Linked DNA regions of Homo sapiens: region 1 is linked to region 2. The links are chromatin loops, found by intact Hi-C in ENCODE. Cell type or tissue: mammary epithelial cell. All regions are shown on one strand. Each heading gives the region's core, and the rest is flanking DNA. Links, peaks and the distances in the headings are about the cores only.

Region 1 (5,367 bases), core at 111-5,110, 220 kb after region 2:
TCACAGCATCTTTCTTTTGTTTTTTTGAGACAGAGTCTCACTCTTGTCGCCCGGGCTGGAGGGCAGTGGCGCAATCTCGGCTCACTGCGGCCTCCACCTCCCAGGTTCAAGCAATTATCCTGCCTTAGCCTCCCAAGTAGCTGGGACTACAGACGCCCGCCACCCCACCCGGCAAATTTTCGTATTTTTTGGTAGAGACGGGGTTTCACCATGTTAGCCAGGCTGGCAGCATCTTTCTTTATAAGCCAGTGACCTGCTATATTTCATTTTAACAGACTGGCTGGAGGTGTGGTCCTTGTGGAACTGGTGCTTGGGACCCCTTCTCCCGGGGCTCAGCAGATGCGGGTGACAAGAGGGTGGGACCCCTTCTCCCAGGGCTCAGCAGATGCAGGTGACAAGAGGGTGGGACCCCTTCTCCCAGGGCTCAGCAGATGCGGGTGACAAGAGGGTCTGTGGGTTAGTCTGGCCCTGACAGAGCTGGGAAGCAGGCCGGGTGCTCTTTCCAGGACTCCACAGGGCATCGGTTGCAGGAGGAGCTCTTTGAATGAGGACCTAGCTGGAGCAGCCATGGCGAGTGTGTAGTGGATGGGGAAGGGGCCTGCAGGTGAAAGGGGGACGAGCCATTTGTCCTCCCTGCCTCCCTGTCTCTCCACAGCCCAGCTCCTGGGTGGGTTGGGGCGGCGAGTGTTGAGCAGGGTGTGTGGGTGGGCTCGGGGGAGGGCAGTGGATGTAGGAGAGAATTTGGAGGGAAGTCAGTGTCTTTAGCCATAGGAGACAAGACATGTTAAGTCCAAACTCTTCTGAGACAGGAGGAAACCTGCTGGTGTAGGGCCCTGTGTGCCTGCACATTCCGAACAGCCCCGGGGAGGGTGCGTGCCTGTTATTTTGCGGAGAAGACGTTAAATCCAGGTGGGGAAAGCCCCGGGTGTGGAGAGTTGTTGAGTGGCGCAGAGCCACTGTGCTGCTGGTGTGTGTCCCCCAGGAGGAGTCGTGAGTTCCAGTCTCTCCAGGACTCCTCTAAATCCAGGCAGGTGGCCACTCTGGCCACCAAGGTCGCTGAGGCTAGCAGTAGAGTCACGCCCATGTCACCTGCTAACCCGGCTGTCCCTGGGCTCAGGGCTCCAGCGTCACCGCCCTGCCCCCACTTGCCCTAAGGTCTGAGGAGGGGATGCAAACCCACCTGTAAGTGGGCATCGTTCACCCGGTGTCAGATCCTGAGGGGAAGAGACAGGCGTTCTAGGTCTCCCAAGGCCCAGGCTAATGCCCGCAGCATAGTGGATGGTCGGGGAGCACAATTTTGAATTAGAGCACGTGTCTGTGTGTAGGCAGCTCACTTACCAACTCACTTTCATCCAAATCCCAGCTCCAGGGCCCACCCACGGAAGGATCCAGGCAAGTCAGCCCCTCCCGGGTGGGCCTCAGGTGTCCCATATGTAGAATGAGTGGCCAGCCCACCTTGTCATAGTGAGGAAGGAATGAGGCCCTAGGGGTGAGGTGCCCGAGTCAGAGAAGGCCCTCGGGCCTGTCCACCAGCTGCAGGCCAAGCACGGGCACTTCTGCCCGCCTCCGGCACGAGGCTCCTGCAGCTTGCCACATTTCCCTTTTTGCTTTGGCCAGCGGGAAGCCAAAGTGCAGCCCAGCCTCAGTCTCCGAGGAGGCTCCACTTTGTCCTCCTTTCCTCATGTGTCTTGTCCCTGGGTCAGATGGCTTTTCGTTTCTTTTTCCATTCTGCTTTGTGTTTTTGTAAGCTGCTTCCTGTCTCCCATGAACCATGGGCTCTCCACACATAAACACACACACAGCATATGAACACACACACAGGCTGGCCAGGCTGACAGAGCTGTGCCCACTTCCCTGGGGCTGGGGCCGGGAGGCCAGCAGCTGGCTCCCTCTGCCTGTGCCAGGCCCTCCACTTGAGAACCGGCCCTGTGGTTCCCAGCCCCGTTCCCTGCCTCAGTCTTTGTCTCGGCTCTGCAGAGGCAGGCACAGCCCATCCTGTGCCAGGCCTCACTGAATTCTGGCTCGGGCAGTCCTCCTCCGAGTCCTCATTTGTGGGCACCTAAATGTGCATCTCACAAGGCAGTCCCGCCTTCGTGACTCCCTGGCATTGAGGCTCGGGTTACGCCGAGCTGACTCATTTGTTGGAGTGAGTGGGGCTGTGCGGCTCGCAGCTGGGGGGGCTGGACCACAGCCGGGGGGCGGTGAGGGGACGGATCGCAGCCGGGGGGTGGTACGGGGGATGGATCGCAGCTGGGGAGGTACCGATCGCAGCGAGGGGTGGTGTGGGGGGACAGATCACAGCCAGGGGTGGATACCAGTCAGCAGTAGGAAGTGAATGAAACACAGCAGTCAAGCCCTGAGGGGATTAGCGTCCTCAGGGACATCAGGCGCTGACCTAACCCTAGCAGCCCCGGCCTCACACAGCAGCAGGCTGCTGTGGCCACCCATAGCCGGCCCATCCAAGGGTAACGGGGCAGGGGCTCTGTGCCAAGTGACCCCCTCCCCACTCCTGCAGTCCCTAAAGGGGAAGGTGAAGCAGGCGTTTCCCCAGCAGACAGGGAGGAGAGCCACATCTGAGCCCACGGCCATGTAATTGGAAAGAGGCCTCCCGCAGTCACGCCCGGAGCCTCCCGCCCCACAGCCTGTGGTGTCTTCCAGGGGCACCAGCCTGAAGAGCTGTGACAAAGCCCCCTGCCCTCTCTGGACAACAGCTGAGGATCCTGCACAGGGCACATACCCAGGTCACCTGGGCCCTGGTGACAGACACAGCCGGAGAAAACCTGCCCTTCCCCAAGCCCCAGCACAGCCCGGAAGGCTCAAAAGCCCCTGTGCTCATCCCTGTGGCTGCAGTGACAGATGCCACCACGCCGATGGCTTCAAGCAACATAAGTTTACTCTCTTAGATCTCGAGGATTCTGGAGGCCAGATGTCCAAAATCAGTCTCGCTGGGCTAAGTCAAGGTGTCAGCGGGCAGGTGCCTTCTGGACGTTCTGGGGGCGAATCTGTTTCCTTATGTTTTCCATGGAAAATGGAGAGGCCACCCGCGGTCCTCGGTCCCCGCCTTGTGTCACCACAGCCTCTGGTGTGCGTCAGCCTGGCGTCTTCCCCTCTTCTGTGCCCTTCTCTCTCGGGCTCCCTGTCATGAGGGCTCTTGTGGGTACGTTGGGGCCCACCTGGATAATGCCCCCATCTCAGGAGCCAACATTTCATCACAGCTGCAAAATCCCATTTGCCCTATAAAGTGTCATTTACAAGTCCCAAAAATTCGGTGATGGATGTCTTTGGGGCCCACCATTGAGTCCCCCATACCCTCTCTCACACTTGGGCATCAGCTATTACCGAGGACCTCCTGTGGCCACCGGAGTTGCTGGCGCTGACCCCAGCTAGTGGGAGCCACCACAAAGCCCCGCACCTGGCCCTCGGGTGGGGCCCCAGCGGAGTGTCTTGAAGAGGCTGGAATCAGGAGTGCTGGCCCGAACATGGAGTGAATCATGACTCGCAGGCCAGGCGGTGGGGAGCCCCCGGTGGGAGCTGGGAGCAACAATGCCCGAGCTTGGGATATCGGAAGGCCGGGCTCTGTTCTCGTTACCTAGATGCCCATGGAGGTGCCCAGCGGGCTGCCCGCTCTGCAGGACTGATTTTTATCTATGTGGGAGCTCAGCTGCAATTACGGAGCTAGAGGAATTGGCTCATTCAGTGCCAGTCCCAGGATCCTCATAGGGGGCCTCCTCGCAGCAGCCTTGAGGTGCCCAGCTGGGACTGAGACCCAGCGAGACAGCGGACTCAAGGGGAAGATCTGCGGAGCCTTGGCCGGGACGCCGCTTTGGAATGCTGCTTGGACGGCAGAGAGGCCTGGACGCCCCTCCGTGGTGGAGGAGCAGGGCTGCAGACCTCCTGGCCTCCAGTCACCCTTCTGTCTGGGATGTGCTCGAGAGACACTGGGTGACAAGATGGGTGTCTGAGGCCCTGACAGGCAGGAGTCAGATTCCCCTTGTCCCTCTGACATCTCAGATCACACACCAGCTTCTCTGAGCCCTCCTGGTGGGGGCCAGGGCCCACCCACCCCCTTTTCCTCGGCTATATGTCACCCTGATGACACCAGAGAGAAGGGCTTGGCATTTGAGGAGCAGCGCTGAGAGCCGTGGCCTCGGCAGTTCTAACGAGGCCCCAGACAGTGAGTCCTCTCTATTTCGACCAGTCAGAGTCTGGGTGGTCACTGGTAGAAGGAGATCTCGCCGTCCAGGGTAATCGTTGTAATCCGCGCAGCCCAGAGCTTTCTTCACAGCCCATTGCCCTGATGAGGGTGGAAGGCCCATGGCCGGCAGCAGAGTGGGGGCAGGCTGGGGCGGATGGAGGAGGCCTGTTCCTGGGGAAGGCCGAGAGGGGTCCTCTGGCATAGCTCACTGCTGACCCCATTCAAAAGGCTTTTCTGAAACGATGTGGAGAAAGTGCTGGAAAGAGCAGAGACATGATGGGAAGTGGATGCCAGCTTGGGGGCTCAATGCTCCCCTCAGCGTTCTGGGGCCTTTGGAGTTCCCAGCAGCGAGGTTTATAAAATTGAGATCAAATGGGCATGATCTGAAGTTGAAGATCGGCTGATTCCTCTCCGGGGTCAGCCACATGAAAAACCAGGGCCTGCGTTCACAGGACCAACACTCAAAATGTCCCTTCTACGCTGCACAGTAACAGTCCAGGAAAATCCACCTTAATCCTCCAGCTGCAACTCGGGGGCACCCAGATCACCCCAGGTGACCGTCCTGGAGTCTCAGCTGCTCTCTGTTATGGCAACAGATGTCCTTTGAAAATGCCCGATTAACCCTTTGCACCCGAGAGTCTCATTTTAATTCCTGGACATGCGTCACCTGGGTGGTGCATTTGGCAGGCTCCCAGCCCGCTCCTGGTCAGGTCAGCAGACCCCAAAATGGGCAGGGCCTCTGCATCCTCACACTTCCCCTGCCTGGCCAGACCCTCCCTGCAGCCCTCCTCCAAGGGTGGGTTTCAGGCTCCACATGGGTTCCCAGCCCTTCTCTGAGGGGCCCAAGCTCCCAGCCAGCCGGAAGACAGAGGTGATGCTGTCCCTAAACACCCACCTGAAGGCACTTGGCCTGGCCTGGGCTCCTGGTCCCGAGGGTGCTGAACCTGGGGCTGAGGAAAGCCCACAGTCTCCAGGCTGCACTCAGCAGCTTCCCCAAAGGCCATCTGCAAACCCAAGGATGGTGCCAGGCTCTGAAGCTCCTCCACGCCCTCCTGAAGGAGGCAGGCCCTTGGGGTCACCAGACCTGTTCATGGACGAACACAGAATGGGGCAAGACCAGGAAACCCAAGCTGACGGGCACCCTCAAACCCTGCTACCAAGGACTCCTCCCC
Region 2 (5,367 bases), core at 120-5,119:
TCAAGCTGCAGCCCTCCCAGCCACCCCCGGGCTCCCCTCTGGCCTCCTTTCTCCTGGGCAGGTCCCAGCAGGAGTGTCATGCATTTGCTTTTGCTCCAGTCATTCTCCCAAGTGCAGCTCCCGTGCTGGGTGGTTGGAGGCCTTATACCCTGAACCCGATGATGCAGAGAGGGACGCCTAGAGACACAGGTGGCAGGTGAGCAGCAGGCGAGGCAGGAGGAGCCATCCAAGGGAGGGCCCCATGAGCTGCCCCACAGAAGGGGAGGTGAGAAGAGGGCCGGAAGCTGTTCCAGGCGCCTGATGGGCTCTGAGATCTGCCAGTTTCCTGACAATGGTTTAGTCATGATCACCTGCACACAGTCCCAGGGCCACTTGCAATGTCACCTGCACAGTTAGCCCCACCTCCCAGTGTCACCAATACAGTCACAGAGTCACATAGAATGTTCCCTGTACCATCAGCCCCATCACCCCATGTCAATCCAACACATACAACGTCACCTGCCCATTAGCGAGTCTCACTATGCACAGCCAACACTCACTCATGCTGTCACCTGCACAGCCACGCAGTCACTCACGACCTCACCTGCTCACGCCCAGTCCCATCGCAGTGTCACAGGCACAGTCATGCAATTTCCACAGCAGCGTCCACACAGTCCCTCATGGTGTTGCCTGCACACAGCCACGCAGTGTCCCAGGCACAGTCACACACAATCCCACAGAGTCACCTGCCTGCAACCAGCCACGCACAGTCATTTGCCGTCCCATGCTTGCCGCCCCCAGCCTTGCCAGGGGGTCTGACATCACAAACAGTGTCACAGGCAGACCCCTCCCCTGCAGAGCCCTGCCCACAGACCCCACTGCCCACCATGTGCCCGCCGGTCAGCCTGGGCTGGGGCTGCCCTGGTCAGAGGCCTGGGCCTGCCTTTGCCCTCAAGCTGGCTCTTCAGGAGCAGCTTGGGTTCCACTTGAGCCCCAAGGATGATACTGGAGCCGGGGGCCTGCTGCTGCTGGAAGCAGAGCCAACGCAAAGAAAAGCCTTTGTTCTTGGTGGGTCGGTCATTAAGAGGAGCCCGAATCCCTCTGCCAGCCCCTCCCCTCCAACAAAGGAACAAAACAGCAGCTATTTTTAGACTCGTGTCAAACTCCCCCTCAGACCCTGGGTGGGGAGTCCCGGTAGAGGGGCGTCTGCGAGGGCTCTAATGAGCCTGCGGCCGGCAGGTCCTGCTCTCCAGGCAGCTGGCCCTTGGCTCTGCCGGGGGAGAAGCGAGCCCAGGATACTCCAGAGACAAAGAGGAGGGCCAGACAATGAGAACAATGCCCGGAGCCCCAGGATGCCCACTTCCAGAGAGCAACCCCCACTCTTTGGAAGGAGGTCTCCCTGGACACAGGGCAAGGGCATCAGGACACCCCCTACCTTGTGTAATCCTCCAGGCACCTCACTGGCTCCGTGTCCCAGAGGAGGCAAGTGACTTGCTTGGAGGGGCAGGTGATTTCTGCTACATGAACCTTGTGTGATGGGATACTCTGGATGGCCCAGATCCAAGTCTGATGGTCCAGATCCCAGCTCTGCCCCTTACACTTGTGTGGCCTCAGGCCTCAGTTCCCCCACCTGTAAAATGGAGATGAGGCCAGTCACGGTGGCTCACACCTGTAATCCCAGCACTTTGGGAGGCCGAGGTGGGCGGATCAACTGAGGTCAGGAGTTTGAGATCAGCCTGGGTAACATGGTGAAACCCCGTCTCTACTAAAAATACGAAAATTATCTGGGCATGGTGGCGCGCACCTGTAATCCCAGCTACTCAGGAGGCTAAGGCAGGAGAATTGCTTGAACCTGGGAGAGAGAGGTTGCAGTGAGCCAAGATCGCACCACTGCTCTCCAGCCTGGGCAATAGAGTGAGACTCAGTCTCAAAAAATAAAATAATATAAATAAATAAAATGGAGATGATAATTCTCGCCTCCACAGTTGCTTTGAAGAGTCTGGGGGATAAGACCTGGGCACATAGCAGGTCCTCAGCCAGTCCGAGAGCCCTGGATTGTGTGGGCTCCTTGCCAAGCAAGGGCTTTGTCTTGTTCAAAGCTGGATCCAAGGGCCCAACGCACTGCCGGGCACATAGTAGGTTCTCAATAAATATTTGCTCAAGAGGTTAATGAAGGGTCCTTACCAGCCTTCAGCCCTACAGGCTTGACCCAACTTAAGCCACTTTCTTCCCAAGCGCTGCTCCCCAGCCTCCTCTTGGAAAGAAACTTGCTGGCTAGGGTGGAGCCCTCGTCTGCAGGTGAGAAGCTGCCTCCCCAGGCTGGAAGTCCCATGCTGCAATGACAGCGTTCTGACACCAGGGGGCGCAGTCTCTTAAGGTTTCCACAGCAGCCTGGGTCCTTCCCGCGGGGGCCTGGAGGGCTGGAGAGGATGCGGCCCACCCGGTGGGGCACCTGCCCACCCTCGTTAGCGGAGATCTACGGGGTCGTTCTAAAACTCTATGGAGCAGCAGCATTACAACCAAGTCATCATCCCTCAAAGCTTAGAAAGAAGCACTTCTTCAGGTCTCGCCTCCTCCACTGACTTTAAGCCACTTTCTAGTGCCCTGTCCTCAAAGACTATCTATGGTGACCCCCTTGCTCCCCAATTCTTGCCCGACCAGACTTCAAGATTCCTTGTTCTGTCATCCTTCTGTTCCCCCAGCTGGGGAAGCCCAGACCATCAGAGCCGGAAGGGTCTTCCTAGTTGATCTCATGGTCTTCCAGCCCATTCTACAGATGGGAACACTGAGGCCCACAGAACAGAACTGCATCCTCCAGGCTGAACAGCAAGGAGGAAGCAGCCAAGACCCATGCCCAGGCTCTCTTTTTCAGCTGGCGCCATTTTGCTCATGGATTGTTTCACTGTTGTTCTAGGGAAAGGGAGAATGGGGAAAAAGGAGGGAAGAGAAGGGGAAAAAGGGAAGGGAAAAGGGAAAAAGGAGGAAGAAAGATCCTGAGCCTTCTTATTCTGTTCCAGACCCTAGGCGTTCCTCTTCACCCTCGGCATTTCCCTGAGTCCTCTACAAACCCTTGAAAAACAACCCATGATTATCTCCATTGATGGATGAGGAAAGTGAGGCCGGGTGAGGTTGCCCCAAGTTTCACAGCTAACAAATAACAGTACCAGTATTTGCCCCAGGGCCATCTGATTCCCAAATTGTATATGGTTCAACCTAATACAGCAGAAAGAAATTCCCACATTCTTTCTGCTGTATTAGGTTGAACTGCATAAAATTGCTGTTCCCATGGCCAGGCATGGTGGCTCAAGCCTGTAATCCCAGCACTTTGGGAGACCAAGGCAGGTGGATCACTTGAGGTCAGGAGTTCAAGACCAGCCTGGCCAACATGGTGAAACCCTGGCTCTACTAAAAATTAGCCAGGCGTGGTGGCACGTGCCTGTAATCCCAGCTACTTGGGAGGCTGAGGCAGGAGAATCGCTTGAACCTGGGGAGGGGGAGGCTGCAGTGAGCTGAGACCACCCCACTGCACTCCAGCCTGGGTGACAGAGTGAGACTCCATCTCAAAAAAAAGTAAAAAATAAAATAAAATAAAATTGCTGTTCCTGTAGGTCGAAATTTTTCAAATATCTGGTATGCTTAAACTCAACACTATGCCAAGGGAAACCCTTATCCTGAAGGTAAGAGCCATTTACTAGAATACTCTGGTGGCAGTGGGGGAGGGGAAAACCTATTTCTTTAGGTGCAAAACACCCTGGGGAGACTGCTATTCCCTCCACCCCACCCCCAAAGCCCAGATCAAGATCCTGGAGTGGCTGCCTGACTCTAGAGGCCCAAGTTCAAGAACTTCTGACCACAGAGGGGTCACACAGCATGGGCAGGAGGAGCTTTAGGGTGAAAAGTCCTTGGGTGGGAATGTGACTTCTCCAGTGATGCCAGGGAGGACCCTTGGAAGAGAGATGAATCTACATAGTATAAACTTAGAATGTCACAGAATGCCACAGAATATCATGACTAGAATGCCACAGAGTGCTATAGAATGTCCAGGAATGTCGTAAAATGCTCTGGAATGTCAAAGAATGTCACGGGGTATTCTGAATTCTTGTAAATGTCAACGGATGTCATAGAATGCTGCAGATCATTGTAAATGTCATGGAATGTCAAGGACCACCTTCCGAAGACAACGTCATCAGACAGTGCTGCAGATAGCTGTAAATGTCATGGAATGACTTAGAACATCATCATGCTAGACCGTTGTCGGGTGTTACAGAATGTCAGCACCACAGAATGTCACGGAAACTTTGAGACAGCCGGAAAGGACTTTGGTGATCATCCAGGTTCACCTGCTCATTTTGCAGATGGGAAAACTGAGGTCCGGAGAGAGAAAGGGCCTTGTCTAGTGAAGCTCAAGCAGATGGTCGTTGGCAAATGCAGATTCAAAATCTGGGTCTCTGGACTCTCCACCCAGAGCAGCCTCCCTCGGCTCAAGGCTCTTGGGGACTAATTAACCCTGTGATGGAAACAATGGTGCCTAGTGGGTATTAAGCAAAACTCCCAGTTCTGACTGGCACTAGCCTTAAGTCAGAATGGGGAATTAACTCCACATGTGGGGCTTTCTGGTCTGGGAAGCAAAATAATGAGTTATTTGCACTGAAATCAACATTCCTGCTCTGCAGCAGAAAGAGGGTGGGTGTGTTGGGGGAGCCCTCGGAGGCCGCTCCCCAGGCCCTGTGCCAGAAAAGGTGCCCCCTGGCTTTCCCAGGAGACACTCCTGGCACAGACAAGGACTCCAAGGTGCCCAATCTTGTCAACAACTCTTGGCAGAGGCCCAGGGGCCCAGGAGGCTGTGAGGTGAGGGAGCAAGAAAGGGACCCCGGAGGGGGAGCATCTGATGTCACATTGGGTCTTTCCAGCCAGATGTCAGACAGCCAGGAAGAGCATTGAGTGGATGGAAGTTAGTGGGAAGCGTTGGAGGAACCCTTTGGCTCTCTTGGCAAGTTTATAGGTGAGAGATGATGGAGGAAGGAACAACAGGGCAAGATGGGCCAGGCGCAGTGGCTCAAGCCTGTAATCCCAGCACTTTAGGAGGCCGAAGCAGGCAGATCACTTGAGGTCAGGAGTTTGAGACCAGCCTGGCCAACATGGTGAAACCCCATCTCTATTACAAATAGAAAAAATTAGCCGGGCATGGTGGCACGCACCTGTAATCCCAGCTACTGGGGAGGCCGATGGAGGAGAATCGCTTGAACCCGGGAGGCAGAGGTTGCAGAGCGTTGAGATCATGCCACTGCACTCCAGCCTGGGAGACAGAGTGAGACCCTGTCTCAAAAAAAAAAAAAAAAAAAAAAAAGAGGGCAAGATGAACGTGGGTCTAGGAGGTGATCTTCCCTG

What was found. Peaks named below come from ENCODE experiments on the same cell type or tissue, not always from the same donor. Only the 100,000 strongest peaks of a DNase experiment are listed, where the experiment ranks them.
Region 1: a loop joins it to region 2, with 5 times the contacts of the local background. A loop is called at or near these places in 6 of 110 quality-filtered maps.

What each region holds. Positions count from the first base shown.
Region 1 is chr9:124,341,034-124,346,400 of GRCh38, forward strand. The region is part of intron 8 of NEK6 (NIMA related kinase 6); the gene reads left to right. Among named protein-coding and RNA genes, the nearest start is that of PSMB7, 72 kb to the right of the region's middle. RefSeq lists enhancers at 1,392-2,263, 2,264-3,136. In mammary epithelial cell, for the core only: no CTCF peak of the experiment used is centred there; a DNase peak (open chromatin) is centred at 2,078.
Region 2 is chr9:124,124,663-124,130,029 of GRCh38, forward strand. No RefSeq gene overlaps it. Among named protein-coding and RNA genes, the nearest start is that of LHX2, 120 kb to the left of the region's middle. In mammary epithelial cell, for the core only: a CTCF peak has its summit at 2,328 (motif pointing right); a DNase peak (open chromatin) is centred at 2,329.